Regions from separate parts of the Homo sapiens genome. Here region 2 is linked to region 1. Evidence: chromatin loops called from intact Hi-C (ENCODE). Cell type or tissue: PC-3. All regions are shown on one strand. Each heading gives the region's core, and the rest is flanking DNA. Links, peaks and the distances in the headings are about the cores only. Region 1 overlaps LIMA1 (LIM domain and actin binding 1). Region 2 overlaps LIMA1 (LIM domain and actin binding 1).

Region 1 (8,332 bases), core at 73-8,072:
AGATCGTCTTAGCTTCTTCAGATCTAGATCGACATCCTCAGGAACTTCGGGCTTGCTGATTTCGTCTTCAGGAGGCCATTTGGGCTTTGACATTTTGATCCCTTCCTCCAAGGCACTTCCTGAACTTCCAAGTTCAGTGGGGGGTGGCCAGGCGATCCTCAGCTTCTTGGTTTCAGCTGGCTTGTCTTCCTTCTCCTGCTGAGAGGAGGCCTTGGCTTCCATACTTGCAGCCAGGACACCCACCTTAGCAATAGGGGCATCTTCTACCCCTGGGCTGTGAGGGGTCTCCCTTGCATTTGCAAGCTGGGCTGGTCTCTCCAAAATCTCTTCGTTTTCATTTTTGCTTGCCCATAGATCCTTGTGTGGTCTGTGCCCAAAGCCTTCATCATAGTTGCCCTTAGATTTAAAGAGTTGATTGAAGTGAGGCTTACAATAGATTCTTCCATGTAAAGATGCATATGTTCCTAGACTGTCATTAAAAGAAAAAAAGCATAAACTTAGCAAATCTTCACATTCTCACTTATACCAGGAGGCTAAAATCTGGCAATTCCAGTATTTTCAGAAGATGCCAAGTAAGAAAAAGATCTTTAAAAGCCCTTCAGTGACCAGGAATTCCTTACCCCCATTTTAGCACATTTGTTTTCTTATCATAACACAAAGCACGGGTTGGGTGCAGTGGCTCATGCCTGTAATCCCAGCGCTTTGGGAGGCCAGGGTGAGAGGATCGCTTGAGCCCAGGAGTTTGAGACCAGCCCGGCCAACATAGTGAGAATTCATCTCTACAAAAAATTTAAAAATTAGCTGGGTGTGGTGGCACATGCCTGTAGTCTCAGCTACTTGGGAAGCTGAAGTGGGAGAATCACTTGAACCCGGGAGGCAGAGGTTGCAGTGAGCTGAGATTGTGCCACTGTGATAGAGCGAGACTGTCTTAAAAAAAAAAAAAAAGAAAAAAAAACCAACAGTAATAGAAACTTTAAATCATTCTGAGCCTTGAGAGGAATGTGGCTATGCAACCTGGGTCACACAGCATGTAGCTGCAACTCTTTCTTTTCACTATAAATTATGAAGACCAAAGGGCACCAGAGATAAGACCCCCTCAGATCACTATCCCTTCTTTGCGAGTGATAATCTTCCTTGGAATGTACCAATCTGTACCCAATCAAATCACTGTGGTATATGCACTGGTCTTATATGAAAAATGTCATAATCTTTGCTAAAATTTCTGTGTAAGTGAAACTAACTTTCTCCACTTTGGAATGCTGACCCCATTCATTTGGAGTCAGTGTTTCTGGGTAGCCATCATCAAGCTTTTGTGCTTGAATTAACTCTATTCTTAACGGTATATAAATACATATATATATATATATTTTTTTTTTCTTTTTCTTTTCTTTTTTTGAGAGAATCTCGCTCTGTCGCCCAGGCTGGAGTGCAGTTGCACAATCTTGGCTCACTGCAACCTCCGCCTCCCAAGTTTAAGCAATTCTCCTGCCTCAGCCTCCTGAGTAGCTGGGATTACAGGAGTGCGCCACCACGCCTGGCTAATTTTTGTATTGTTTTGTTTTGTTAGAGTCTCGCTCTGTCGCCAGGCTGGAGTGCAGTGGCATGATCTCAGCTCACTGCAACCTCTGCCTCCTGGGTTCAAGCGATTCTCCTACCTCAGCCTCCTGAGTAGTTGGGACTACAGGTGTGTGCCACCATGCACGGCAAATTTTTGTATTTTTAGTAGAGACGGGGTTTCACCATGTTGGCCAGGATAGTCTCGATCTCTTGACCTCGTGATCTGCCCGCCTCGGCCTCCCAAAGGGCTGGGATTACAGGCGTGAGCCACCACGCCCAGCCATTTTTGTTTTTTTTTGAGACAGAGTCTCGCTCTGTCACCCAGGCTGGAGTGCAGTGACACGATCTCAGCTCACTGCAAGCTCCGCCTCCCAGGTTCACGCCATTCTCCTGCCTCAGCCTCCCGAGTAGCTGGGACTACAGGCACTCGCCACCACACCTGACTAATATTTTGTATTTTTAGTAGAGACGGGGTTTCACCTTGTTAGCCAGGATGGTCTCAATCTCCTGACCTCGTGATCTGCCCACCTCGGCCTCCCAAAGTGCTGGGATTACAGGCATGAGCAACTGCACCCAGCCATTTTTTGTTGTTTTTTTTTTTGAGTGGAGGTCTTGCTCTGTCACCCAGGCTGGAGTGCAATGGTATGATCATAGCTCACTGCAGCCTTGACCTCCAGGGCTCAAGTGATCCTCCAGCCTCAGTCTCAGCCTCCCCAAATTTTTCATAGAGATGGGATCTCCGGCCAGGTGCAGTCCCAGCACTTTGGGAGGCCGAGGTGGGCAGATCACTTGAGGTCAGAAGTTTGAGACCAGCCTGACCAACATGGTGAAACCCCATCTCTACTAAGAAATACAAAAATTGGCCAGGCGTGGTTGCTCACACCTGTAATCCCAGCACTTTGGGAGGCCGAGGAGGGCAGACTGACTGAGGTCAGGAGTTCAAGACCAGCGTGGCTAACATGGTGAAACCTCATCTCTATGAAAAATACAAAAATTAGCCAGGCATGTTGCACACGCCTGTAGTCCCAACCACTCGGGAGGCTGAGGCAGGAGAATTGCTTGAACCTGGGAGGTGGAGGTTGCAGTGAGCTGACATCATCCCACTGCACTCCAGCCTGGGCGACAGAGCAAGACTCCATCTCCGGAAAAAAAAAAAAAAAGAAAGAAATTAGCTGGGCGTGGTGGTGCCCGCCTGTAATCCCAGCTACTCAGGAGACTGAGGCATGAGAATCGCTTGAACCTGGGAGACAAAGGTTGCAGTGAGCCAGGATCACACCACTGCACTCCAGCCTGGGCAACAGAGTGAGACTCCATCTCAAAAAGAAAAACCAGATGGGGTCTCTCTATGTTACCCAGGCTAGTCTTGAACTTCTGGCATCAAGTGATCCTCCTACCTGGGCACTCCCAAAATGCTAGGATTACAGGTGTGATCCTTATATCCACACCTAGATATAAGCTTGATTAATAGAAGAATGGTGAGGAGTTGACAGGAGGTAGTTTTTCCCTAATGTCAGTCCTAGACAAGCCTTTAGGAGATTTGGTGTCTCTTGCAGGATGATAAGTTTTATCTTTTTAAAGTTTTTTCCCTTAAGTTACGAACCATTCTGAAGAGTGACAAATGTTAAAGGGGGTATAAAACGGCAGCACTTCCACAAAAGAAATAAGGTGCTTTAAGCCAGGCACAGTGGCTCACACCTATAATCTCAGCACTTTGGGAGGCCGAGGCGGGTGGATCACGAGGTCAGGAGATCAAGACCATCCTGGCTAACATGGTGAAACCCCTTCTCTACTAAAAATACAAAAAATTAGCTGGGTGTGGTGGCGGGCGCCTGTAGTCCCAGCTACTTGGGAGGCTGAGGCAGGAGAATCGCTTGAACTCAGGAGGTAGAGGTTGCAGTGAGCTGAGATCACGCCACTGCACTCCACCCTGGGCAACAGAGTGAGACTCTGTATCCAAAAAAAAAAAAAAAAAAAAAGGTGCTTTGGAGAAAAAAATTAACACAGTGGGCAGCAGAAGAACTAATGAGTGGAAGTGACTGAGGTACACTTTGGCTGCATGTTTGGAGAAGCTGTCTAGCTAGAGCTATCTAATAGCTAGAAATGTCACACAGATGCCAAAACATCTTTCAAGAGTATTTTAGGAAGGATTGCTCAGAAAGGAAAGCTGGAGAAAGTGACATCTTGGTTACTTCCTTCTGTAAGACTCTATGATTAAAATGAGTTAATTTGGAATGTTTCCCCGATTTGTCACATTTATATTTGCACTTTGAGTTACTTGGAAGAAATGATATGTAACAACTATTTTCTCAGAAATAAAGTGAGGCAACATAGAGAAAAAGACATGCTCTCCAGGGGCTATTATTATTGCCATTATTATCATTTATACAGTGGTTAAGACAAGTAAGGGCTTAAACAAGTAACCTCTTGAGATTTCTTAACTTTGTGATTCTGTGATACCAAGGGAAAACATTCTATTAAATTAGGTCACAGGGGGGTTTACCTGCAACTCATATTATTTAAGCTTCGGTCCTAACATGTAAATTAACATATCAATACACCAAGAAGTTCCAAACACCATCATTATTTGGTATGAAAGACTTGTCACTAAATGATGCTTTTTACTTTATTCAAGAGCCTTCAACAGAATATCATTAGCACAGTAGCTTTTAGCACCAGTGCTCTAAAAGCCAAAGACTCCCTCTAGAGTTCCAGTTATAGACAGATGGCTTGTTTTGGGCTGACTTACCTGAGTTTGTTGTTGCAATAGGAGCAACGGAAGCAGCTGATGTGAAACACCTGCTGGTTGGCCAAGAGACGCTCCATTGGATAGACTGTCTTCTGACATTCCACGCAGGTCTCTCTTGCAGGTGCCTGAAACTTCTAGGAAAAACAAAAAGACAACTTTAGCATGGGCAGCGATGAGTTAGCACTGTCTTGAGATGGACCCTAGAATTTACTTTGTCTAAGGGCTCCCTTAGCTGGTCAGTCAATTCTCATGGAGCACTAAACCTGCTACAATTCTATCAGCTGACTCTTTAAAGCCAAGAGGCTCTCTTGATATTCCCTTCCCAAACTGTGTGGCTGCTCTAAATGTAGCAGCCACCAAGGATAGGTGGAGCTACGTCTGGATTACAAAGAATGGCTTAGACAAGTCACGACCCACATAAAAAATGTTAGGAGCAGGGGATGGGGGAAGGGGTCGGGGGGGGGAGTGCAGGGATTAGGAGAAAATGTTATCACACACAGAAGAAAGAAGTTTGATTCAAGTGCCAAGTAAACACAAGACAGATTCTAAAGGGGATAAATTTCAAGGAGAGGAAGAGCATTTGGCTTTGGGAATTAGGAAAGACATTTCAGTAAAGCCCCTTTTATTCTGCTCTGCTTATAATCTTGATTTGTTCAATCAACTAGACATACTATTTTTAAACAAGTCAAAACTGACACACAAGTGGAACAATTTATAAGAGACACAAAGTATTTTATTAGGACACCAGAGGGAAGCATAGCCCATTAAAGCTATAGGTTCTATAATATTTCTAAAAACCAATGGAGAGAAAAACTAATGCAATGGGAAACACACTGGTTAATGTATTAATGACTGGGAATTCATGAACTGTTTGTAAAGTTGGAACAAACATGGGCACAGTGGTTCTACCTGATAAACTCAATCCTAAAGAATATAAAACAGTTGGTATTCTAGCACTGATAAAAGCCAGAACTCCAAAAATATTATAAGCTTTCACATGATAAGAAATAGTTACATGGGCCAGGTGCGGTGGCTCATGCTTGTAATCCCAGCACTTTAGGAGGCCGAGGTGGGCGGATCATGAGGTCAGGAGTTCGAGACCAGCCTGGCCAACATGGTGAAACCCCGTCTCCAGTAAAAATACAAAAATTAGGCAGGCGTAGTGGTACACTCGTGTAATCCCAGTTACTCGGGAGGCTGAGGCAGGAGAATGGCGTGAACCCGGGAGGCAGAGCTTGTAGTGAGCCGAGATGGCGCCACTGCACTCCAGCCTGGGCGACAGAGTGAGACTCCATCTCAAAAAATAAAGAAAAGAAATAGTTACATGGCTACTAAGGGGTGGGGAGTAGATGGGAATGCAAAGTCCCTAGGTGTATGGGAGTTAACCCTTGACTTGCCCAACACAAACACCTCAACCAGTAGATGCGGGAGACAGCTTAGGTGGCCAGGAAGCTCTCATCAGCAATTAGGAGGTGCTTTTGCTGCCATGATCAGCCTGGGCTCTCACCAGAAAACACATGATGGTAAGTAATGCAAATTAATCCCAAGGCCCAGGACCTGGATAGTTAAGCCTGAAATGAACCAGGTTATGGGCAAGATAGAATTTTGAGTAAAAAAAATCCAAAATAGGCTGGGTGTAGTGTCTCACGCCCATAATCCCACACTTTGGGAGGTTGAGGTAGGCAGATCACGAGGTCAGGAGTTCAAGACCAGCCTGGCCAACATAGTGAAACCCCATCTCTACTAAAAATACAAAAATTAGCCGGGCATGGTGGCGTGTGCCTATAGTCCCAGCTACTCGGGAGGCTGAGGCAGGAGAATCGCTTGAACCTGGGAGGCAGAGGTTGCAGTGAGCCGAGATTGAGCCACTGCACTCCAGCTTGGGCAACAGAGTGAGACTTGGTCTCAAAAAAAAAAAAAAAAAAAAAAAACCCAAAACAGGCCCATAAAAAATTCAGACTGTTGGTTCACTTGCCACATGATTCACTAGGAGGTAAAGCAAAAAATAAAAATGGTTTTCCAAGTAGATTTGGGCAGGAAGTGAGAGCAGAAAATGTGCATAAAATGAAAATAAAGAAATCTATAAAAGGAAGTTTAATAAAATTAGTGGTAAACTCCCAAGTAGTGCCCAAGGGATTTAAGAAGGAAGGAACAAAGCTGAGTGGAAATGGCTAGTTACCAGGACTCTGCTTTATTCTAGGGGCAATGTCCTAAAAAGAAACATCTAAAGAATCAAAAGACCACAGGTTACAACCTAGTTTAGCATAAGGGAGGTATTTAAATATAACCAAATGTTATTGTAATGAATGTTGTTGCAAGTAATTAACACATTATCGTATTTGGAGTTCAGAATTCTTTTTTTCTTATATGGACACTGCTAAATGGAGATATCTTTGCAGAGTTTTAATTAAGTTTTCTCTAAAAGGACTAGGTCTTTGTCTAGGTAGGAGATACACTGGCCAGGTGCGATGGCCCAGGCCTGTAATCCCAGCACTTTGGGAGGCCAAGGCAGGTGGATCACTTGAGGTCGAAGTTCCAGAGCAGCCTGGCCAACATGGTGAAACCCTGTCTCTACAGAAAATGCAAACATTAGCTGGGCGTGGTGGCGGGCGCCTGTAATTCCAGCTACCAGAGAGGCTGAGGCACAAGAATCACTTGAACCCAGGAAGCAGAAGTTGCTGTGAGCTGAGATCTCATCACTGCCCTCCAGCCTTGGAGACAGGGCAAGACTCTGTCTCAAAACAACAACAACAAAAGGAGAGATATTAAAAAGCAGAATAAATTTTTGGTGTAATAGTATAATGGATGCTACTGGAGAGAGCCTGTACAAATCACAATTCACATAATGTAAAAGTAGGACAAATGTATTTATCAGATTAAAAATCATTTTCAGTTGCAGAAAGGGAATTCTGCGTTTTTTGTTTTTTTTGTTTTGTTTTGTTTTTTGAGACAGAGTCTCACTCTGTCACCCAGACTGGAGTACAGTGGCGCGATCTCAGCTCACTGCAAGCTCCACCTTCCGGGTTCAAGCGATTCTCCTGCCTCAGCCTCCTGAGTAGCTGGGATTACAGGCGTGCACCACCACACTCGGCTAATTTTTGTATTTTTAGTAGAGATGGGGTTTCACCATGTTGGTCAGGCTGGTTTCTAACTCCTAACCTTGTGATCTGCCCACCTTGGCCTCCCAAAGTGCTGGGATTACAGGTGTGAGCCACTGCGCCTGGCCCGGAATTCTGTATTTTTTAACACTTGAAATAGATGTAGGAGAGTAAGTGCTCATTCTGGTCAGTAAAGACACAGCAGGAGACAGAAACTTCACATGGGATAAGAGGAGATGGATACTGTTCTGCTAAAGGGGAACTGAAGGACGCAGAGCACTCCTCCATCACAAACACACGGAGGGGAGGCACACACTGTGGGAGGGGGAAGCAGCCCAGGGAACAGAAGGAAAGGAGAACCTGTGAGAAAGCTGAAAGTTGAGCTCACATTAGGAGGAAAGTGGAAGGCAGGAGCAGAAATTAGGTACCAGGAGCAGGAGGCAGAAGCTGGAAGAGACAAACAGGAACCTTCAATGAATACACAGCATTTGGCGTGCCCTGGAGAGCTTTACTGCAGCTGAGCTGAAACTCAGAGACTCAGATCCAAGAATAAGACCACATTTTTCTTTTTTTCCTTTTTAAGTAACTCTGCTAATCATGGCAAAATCAGCCTCACTCGTATCTACCTGAGGCTGGAACATATCCCAGCTCAGGAGAGCGAGCTTTTATGAGCCTTCACCCACACAAGGAGTGTCTCATTAACAATTCTTTAGTGGCTTACTACCTCCCACACCTGACCCACATCGGCTCTCTCTTTAATAGAGCCTTCACCCACATGGAGCAAAAAGTCTGTCTTCCTCCTTAACATCAAGTTAATAGATTGCTAGCTCACATAATTGACTAACCTTGAGCTTCTAACTAGCCAGACCTATCAGAGTCCCATTATTCCTATTCATTTCTCACATCAACCCTTTTCAATATTATTTAAGGT
Region 2 (8,332 bases), core at 116-8,115, 62 kb after region 1:
AGTACGATGGCTCAAGCCTGTGATCCCAGCACTTTGGGAGGCCAAGGCAGGCCAATCACTTGAGCCCGGGAGTTTGAGAAAAGCCTAGGCAACATGGCGAGACCCCATCTCTTAAAAAAAAAATAACTAGCAGGGCTTGGTGGCATGCGCCTGTAGTCCCAGTTACTCAGGAAGCTGAGGTGGGAGGATCACCTGAGCCCAGGAATTTGAGGATGCAGTGTGCCGTGATGGCGCCACTGCACTCCAGCCTGGGCAACAGAGTGAGACTCTATCTCAAAATAACATAACATAACATAACATAACATAACATAACATAACATAACATAACATAACATAACATAAAATAAAAAATTTTTAAAAGGAGCGCCTCACTGAGAAAATGACCTGTAGGCTGAGATGTGAAGTTTGACCAGATGAAGTTAGCCAGACAAAAGGAAGGGAGGAAAGCATACCAGGAACAGAAAAACACCATGCATAAAGGCCTCAAGGCAAGAAAGTGTCTCATGTATATAGGGTGCACAAAGAACTCTAGTGTTGCAGAAGCTCACTGAGAGGGGAAAGGGCAGGCAATGAGGCGGGAGGCAGGGATGGGCCATGCAGGTAATGCTAAGGACTTTGAATTTAATGGTAGGATGGTCACTGATTCAATTCGTGTTTTTAAAGAGTGCTCTGGAGTGTGGAGAATGGACTGGAGGGGCTGAGAATGGAGGTGGCATTAATGAGAGATAATGCTGGCTGGGCTGCAGAGATAATGGCACTAGAGATAAAGAAAAGTGAATAGATTTGAGATATATTTCGAGAAAGAATCAGTAGGGTAGTAATCAGATGGGGAAGAGAGAATGATTCCTAGGTTTCTGGCAGCTGAGTCAATGGAAGTAATGCTTCCTGGGACGAGGAATTGTGAAAGAAGAGCAAATTTGGAAACGGGGAAGATCAAGAGTTCAATGCTAGCCATGTTAACTAAAACATCCATTTGGTGGTAGCAGTGATGAGATGCATGTGTCCGGAGCTCAGAAGAAAGCTCTGAGCTAGTTGTATGCATTTAGAACTTGCGTGCCCATGGATGGTATTAAAGCCACAGGAGTAGATGACATCTGCAAGCAGTGTGTAGTGTGAGAAGATGCCTGGAACTCAGTCCTGGAGACTCGAACATTTCAGCAGTCAGAACAAATGATAAGAGAGACTGACAAGGAAGAGAGAGAGAGGGAGGAAGAAAATGATGAGACTGCCAGAGAAGCCAAGAGAAGCAAAAATGTGGGAGGGAAAAAGTGGTGAGAGTTCATGTAAGATAAAGGCCAAGAAACATCCCTTTGATTTAGCAACATGGAAGTGTTTGGTAATCTTGACAATCCTCTCTCATTATAATTAATTCACCCATATTCCTTTAATGGGCATTTGGATTGTTTCCAGTTTTTCACCATTGCAAATAACGCTTTGGGGAATGTCCTTTTACGTATATTTTTCCCACTTGTACTAATATATCTGTCTAAGAGATTCCCTAAAAGTGAGAATTCAGGGATACAGTGGATTGTAGCTATTATAAAAAGGAACTTAGAACTGGCCTTGAACTTGCGTTTCCACACCCCTTGGATAATCATCTACAGTATATTACAGCAATAATACAATATATGAAAACTAGAACCAATTGGCAGACAGGTTTATATTTAGCCAACTGTTCTCCAAGGCAAGGTATTTACATTGTGGTTAGTTGAGTAAATAAGCTCAGAGGTTCCCTTCCCTTTAGTGTCTAATAGAAACATAGATTAAAAAAAAATCAAAATAGTTCCCATCTTTAGCCTTGTCCTTTTAGCATGGAGGCATCTGTAAGACCAGGTGTATACACCAAAGGCTGTCTTTAATCCTGTTCTCAAACCCCTACTCAAATATCTCCACCTTTTATTTGTAATGAAGTTCCTGCTAAATAGTAGATAACAGGGAGAAAGGCTCTACACCACCTCTTTCTTCCAAGTTAGATCCCTGGTACTTTTATATTTTGTACTCTTAGATTGCCACAAGACTGAGGCTCAATACTTCTGAATTCCGTGTTCAGGCCTCAGACTTTTCTCAGAGGCCCTTACAGCAACTAGCATTCTTCTGACACAAAATGTGAAGGACACAAAATGGGGGCACCATTTTGAAGATCCAAATTTGAGAAAATAAAACATTTACAATAAAATTTCTGTAATTAAAATTTTGTTCCTCTTTCCTTCCCAGATTTTTTTTTTTTTTTTTTTTTTTTTTTTTTTTTTTTTTTGCGGTCCAGCCTCCTTTTCTTTACATAAGGAATTTAATCTTGCAACAGCTCACTAATGCTCAGCTGTGGGGCAGGCAGCTGATGGAGGACGCTAAAATTATCTGGGGAGTAATAACAGTGTCTCAAATTTTTCTAGGGCCAGAAAACAGAGTTCCTGAGCCATGACTCTTGCTTGTATGCCCTCAAATAGAGCAAAGGGAATGCTGAGCCAAAAAGGGAAAACAGAAACTCCCAAGGTTTAAGCAATGTATTTTCTTCTGGAAAAATTTCACCACTAAAATGTTACAGAGAAGCGAAAGAAGAGGAAGTTAACCAGGCTGACTTGAAGGTCAATTTTTTTCTTATTGAAGGAAGAATAGTCACAGAAAACTAAATATGAACGCTCTTTGTTTTTTTTTTTTAAGATAGGTTCTCACTCTGTCACCCAGGCTGGAAGGCAGTGGTGCAATCATAGTTCACTGCAGCCTTGAGCTTCTGGACTCAAGTGATCCTCTCTACCCGGCCTCCTCCTGTTTCCTGGAACTAGGAATGGGTAAAGTTATAACAAAAACAGGAGAAGCTGTGATAAGGTAGAGGCATGCTGGCAGGGGGTTAGGTTAGGGATCTTCATGCTGTGATCATCAATTCTACCATCTTGGTGTATGACCTTCAGTCATAATTGCTAATCCTCAAGCTCCTAATCTGTCAAAGGAATAGGGCAAATGCTAGCCAGACCAGTGGTTTCAAGCTCTGCTAGCTGCAGAACCCTCTCTTCAAATGCTGTCTTACGCAGAACCTAACCTTTACAAGGGATCAAAGCAGGATTGCTGGAATGGAAAATCTAAAGAGCTGGGCCTGGGATCTGGGACTGGGATCTGGGCCTGGGATCTGGGCTTGGGTTTAGCCCTTAGGGTGTTCCAGTTGTTGGAGAACTGGCCCTGAGATTCCTCTGAAGACTTCAATTAAGATAGTTTAAAAACTACCAGGCTAGATTCTCTTTAATTCCAAAAATGTATGAGTCAAACAAATTCCACCCAAAGAGTCAACTGTTATCAAATGAAGGATCATATTATGCTGAAGTCAGTGGTGAGTGAAACCAAAGCTAGCTATTCAAATGGATGTATCAATAGGAACTTCTTACCTCAAATTTAACGACTGTTATAGAGGCTTAGTCAGAGAAATAAGCCTGCAGCTATAAAGGACCATGGGACACAAGCTCTGATGCTAGAAAAAGTACTCTTCTATACATATAAACACAAAATGCACTGTTAACAATTAGAAAGTAAAGCTGACTTATCTACAAACATCAGCTAGATTAAGCTTCCTCCAAACAACAATTTCATATTAATCTCTGATCAGAGACCTCCTAAGTTTTCCTACTGTTTTTAGCTAGGCTTGTATAGGACTCACTATTTGCAAACCCCATAAATATAAAGCCACTAGGTGTTGGAAACAGACATTAGTATATGCTTTGTGGAAAATAGTCCTGTAGTCTACAGCCATACCACCCTCAACGCGCCTGATCTCAACTGATCTCGGAAAATAGTCCTGCAGTCTTCTTTGGGAAGCTGCAGTGAGTGAACCTTACAAACCTTAAGTAATATTAGCAACGTGTTTCCACTGAGTATAAAACCTAGAACAGAAATCCAGGCTGATTCCCTGGTTTTCACTCCTTTCAGTATATACCACCACCTGTCCTACTTCTATGCCTTTACCTCCTGTTGCTCCCCTTCCTCTGGAATGTCTTCAGCATTCTCCAAGCCTACCAAATAACTCTATTCATCTTTCCAAACCAGTTCCATGTGTTAAGCACATCAGAAGAAAAATATGTGACAGGAACAAACTCAAATATTAACTTCAGCAGGTTACTTCCTTTACCTCAGTTTTCTCAACTATAAAAGAGGGGTAAAGCCCCTTCCTCATATAGTTTTTGTTAGGATTCAAAATAGTATATATTTTATATATTTCTTTTTTTTTTTCTGAGACGGAGTCTCACTCTGTTGCCCAGGCTGGAGTGCAGTGGCATGATCTTGGCTCACCACAACCTCCGCCTCCCAGGCTCCAGTGATTCTTCCACCTCAGCCTCCCAAGTAGCTGGGATTACAGGCACGCACCACCACCGCCCAGCTAAATTTTTGTATTTTTTTGTATTATTATTATTTTTTGAGACAGAGTCTCGCTCTGTAGCCCAGGCTGGAGTGCAGTGGCGTGATCTCGGCTCACTGCAACCTCCGCCCCCCAGGTCCCAGTTAAGCAATTCTCCTGCCTCAGCCTCCCGAGTAGCTGGGATTACAGGCATGGGCCACGATGCCCAGCTAATTTTTGTATTTTTTAGTAGAGATAGGGTTTCACCACGTTGGCCAGGCTGGTCTTGAACTCCTGACCTCGTGATCTGCCCGCCTCAGCCTCCCAAAGTACTGGGATTACAGGTGTGAGCCATTGCGCCCAGCCATTTTTTTGTATTTTTAGTAGAGATGGGGTTTCACCATGTTGGGCAGGCTTGTCTTGAACTCCTGACCTCAAATGATCCACCTGCCATGGCCTCCCAAAGTGCTGAGATTACAGGCATGAGCCAGCGTGCCCAGCCAAAATAGTATGTGTTTCTATCAAGGGTCTAGCATGGTGCCTGGCACACTGATTGTAATTAATGGGTTCAGGATTGACAGTTTTGCAATCCTTTCAGCCTTCATGGAGAAAAGACAGTGAACCCAGTATACCATGAGAAGGACCTGTGAGATCCCTCTGCACTTTCTCTCTGCAAGATTAAGAAGGCCCTAAAGATGAAGCCTTTTCCAACCTCTTAACTCTCCTTAGTGCTACTATAGGACCCAAATCCTAATGAGAACTGGCTGGGCTGGACAATGACAGAATAGAGTGGTGAGAAAGGCACTGGGGAAGAGGTGAGAGCCTCACTGAAGTGACTGAGCTGGGCAAGGAAGAAAGTGAGGCCAGGAAGGGGACTGACATCCAGGGCTGGGTGTCCTGGTGAGGTCAAAACACAGGGTCACTGGGAATAAGAGTTAAACAAGTGGAAAAACAGAAGGCTCCAATCAAACAGTAGGTTCTCCAAATGCATCATTTCAGAGAAGGATTCTGAGTGATAGGTTGAGACGGGAGGCAGAGGCATGGGAGACAACATGCAGGTTGCAGAAACAGGGAAGATCAAGAAATTATGAGTCCAGGTTGGGCACAGTGGTTCACACCTGTAATCCCAGCACTTTGGGAGGCTGAGGCAGGAGGATCGCTTGAATCCAGGAGTTCAAGACCAGCCTGGGCAACATAGTGAGACGCTGTCTTTACAAAAATAAAAAATTAGACGGGCATGGTGGTGCATGCCTGTGGTCCCAGCTACTTGGGAGGCTGAGGCAGGAGGACTGCTTGAGCCTGGGAGGTCGAGTCTGCAGTGAACCATAATTGCACCACTGCACTCTAGCCTGGGCGACAGAGTATGACCCTGTCTCAAAAAAAAAAAAAAAAGAGAGAGAGAGAAAAAGAAAAGAAATTATGAGCCCAAAGTATCAGACAGGTCACTGATGTGGACCCAGTGATCCTTTAATGAGGACACCATTGGTGCCAATGGCCCTGGGGGACATTTAGACACATGTGTTAGAATCTTGTTGGGTTTTCTCCCCTATCACTTTTTTTTTTCTTTTTTGGTTGTCACAATGTCATGGGTTCATTTAGAGGAGGGCATGATGATGAATACCCTGCATGGGGAAGATCTGCCTTACCCCAAATGCTACAGCACCCCCAGTGAGAAACACTAAAAAAAAAAAATGATGCTAGAAGCCAGCGTCCCCTGGAGGCTGGCACGCCACTGCAATGAAGGGGAGGATAACAGTGCATTATAGTTAGATGTGAGCCTGAAAGCACATGTCTAGAACTTCAGAAGCAGGCATGAGAAACAATGAATGGGAAACATTATTGGAGATATAGAAGAGTAGCAACCCTGGCCCCCAAAATATTTCAGGGAAGCATGTGCAGAAGGAGCAGGCAGCCAGGCCGGGCGTGGTGGCTCACGCCTGTAATCCCAGCACTTTGGGAGGTCGAGGTGGGCAGATCATGAGGTCAGGAGTTCAAGACCAGCCTGACCAATATGATGAAATCCCATCTCTACTAAAAATACAAAAATTAGCCGGGCATGGTGACATGTGCCTGTAATCCCAGCTACTCGGGAGGCTGAGGCAGGAGAATCGCTTGAACCCAGGAGGCGGAGGTTGCAGTGAGCTGAGATTGCACTATTGCACTCCAGTCTGGGTGACAGAGTGAGACTCCATCTCAAAAAAAAAAAAAAAAAAAGAAAGAGCAGGCAGCCACTGCTCAAACACAGAATGCATGTCATGCATGTCAAGGGAAAGCCAAGTTTAGTTAAAGACAGGTGGGGCTAAGGAGGGTGAAAAGGGTAAGAACGTGGAGAAGTTTCTGTGCAGGACAGGGAGTTTCCAAGTCCCATAATCACATCTCAACACCGTCTGATATCCTTCCCTTTCTCTCTATTCCTGTTCCCCCTTGACCCCCAACAGCTTTCACTTGGGTTCCCAAGAGAGCCTCATAAATTGTCTCCATGTTACCAATCTCTCACCTTTCTAATATAGCTTTACACTGTTGCCAGAAGGCTTTTTCTAAAATACCGGTCTGATCATGTCACTCTCCCCACATGAAAACCAATTGCGTTCCCTGGTTTTCTTACTAAATCCTAACCTTAGCAGAGCATCCGAGGTCTTCCATCTGGCCCTAAATGAATTACACCAGTTCCTTCTCCCTTCTGTATTTTTCCATGGCAGACTGCTTGCTTTCCTATTCCCTTTATTCGTGTTCAGCTTCCATAATCCTTTGCTTCAATCTCCTATCTTAGACTCGACTCATTCCACTTCAAGCTCACTGCTTTGACTCCACAAGTCCATCCCTTCCACTACCAGTGCTTCTTAAACTTCCCTGAAGGTAAAAATTACCTGGGATACTTGTTAAAAACATAATTTCCTGGACTCTATCCACACATACTGAATCAGAATATAGGATGATTTTAAAACATGTCCAGGCCAGGCACAGTGGTGTGTGCCTATAGTCCCAGCTACTCAGAAGGCTGAGGTGGGAGGATTGCTTGAGCCCAGGAGTTTGAGGCTGCACTGAGCTGTGTGGTCACACCACTGCACTCCAGCCTGGGTGACAGAGTGAAACCCTGTCTCAACATTTTTTTTTTAATTAAAAAAATTTAAAATGTCCAAAAAATTCTGACATTCCTCCTATCAGAGAAGGTGGAGTCAAATTGCCCTTCCCCGAAATGAGTCAGCTTTAGTGACTCACTTCTAATGAAGTGAATGTGGTAAAAGTGATACTGTATGACTTCCGAGGCTAGGTCATAAAAGGCAACACAACTTTGAACTCCCCCTTTTCTTCCCTCCTTCCCTCTGTCTCTGGATGATTGCCCTGGGAACTGAGCCACCAAGCCAAACAGCCACATGGAATGGCCATGTGTAGGTGTTCCTACCATGGCCCCAGCTGAGATCCCAGATGACAGCATCAACCGCCTGACTTGTGAGTGAGCCAGCCTTTTGATGATTACAGCTCCCAGCCTTTGGGCCACCCTGGCTGATGCTAAGTAGAGCAGAGATCCTGCCCAAACTGGAGCTTCAAAAGCAAAATAAATGCTGGAATTATTATTATTATTATTATTATTATTATTATTATTTAAGACAGAGTCTCGCTCTGTTGCCCAGGCTGTAGTGCAGTGGCACGATTTCAGCTTACTGCAACCTCCGCCTCCTGGGTTCAAGCAATTCTCCTGCCTCAGCCTCCTGAGCAGCTGGGACTACAGTACAGGCATGTGCCACCATGCTCGACTAATATTTGTATTTTTAGTAGAGACAGGGTTTCACCATGTTGGCCAGGCTGATCTTGAACTCCTGACCTCAAGTGATCCACCCACCTCGGCCTCCCAAAGTGCTGGGATCACAGGCATGAGCCACCGCGCCTGACCGGATGTGTTCTAATGAAGTTTTATTTACTAATCAGCAGCCAGTGGGCTGTAGTGTGCCTGTGTAGGTTACACTTTTCAGCAGAACTTCGTGCAATGATGAAATGTTTCTGTGCTGTTCAATA

Evidence for each region. Hi-C counts contacts between places; a loop is a spot of excess contacts. Peaks named below come from ENCODE experiments on the same cell type or tissue, not always from the same donor. Only the 100,000 strongest peaks of a DNase experiment are listed, where the experiment ranks them.
Region 2: a loop joins it to region 1, with 2.6 times the contacts of the local background. A loop is called at or near these places in 3 of 110 quality-filtered maps.

Annotation. Positions count from the first base shown.
Region 1 is chr12:50,177,601-50,185,932 of GRCh38, forward strand. It overlaps LIMA1 (LIM domain and actin binding 1), which reads right to left. Exons shown (of 11, transcript NM_016357.5): 10 at 4,304-4,437; 11 at 1-469. Among named protein-coding and RNA genes, the nearest start is that of CERS5, 14 kb to the left of the region's middle. In PC-3, for the core only: a CTCF peak has its summit at 5,066 (motif pointing right); no DNase peak of the experiment used is centred there; H3K27ac peaks cover 395 bases.
Region 2 is chr12:50,239,719-50,248,050 of GRCh38, forward strand. All of the region lies in intron 2 of LIMA1 (LIM domain and actin binding 1), which reads right to left. Among named protein-coding and RNA genes, the nearest start is that of MIR1293, 9.7 kb to the left of the region's middle. RefSeq lists a silencer at 7,252-7,301. In PC-3, for the core only: no CTCF peak of the experiment used is centred there; DNase peaks (open chromatin) are centred at 1,683, 3,313 and 7,653; H3K4me3 peaks cover 1,461 bases; H3K27ac peaks cover 4,948 bases.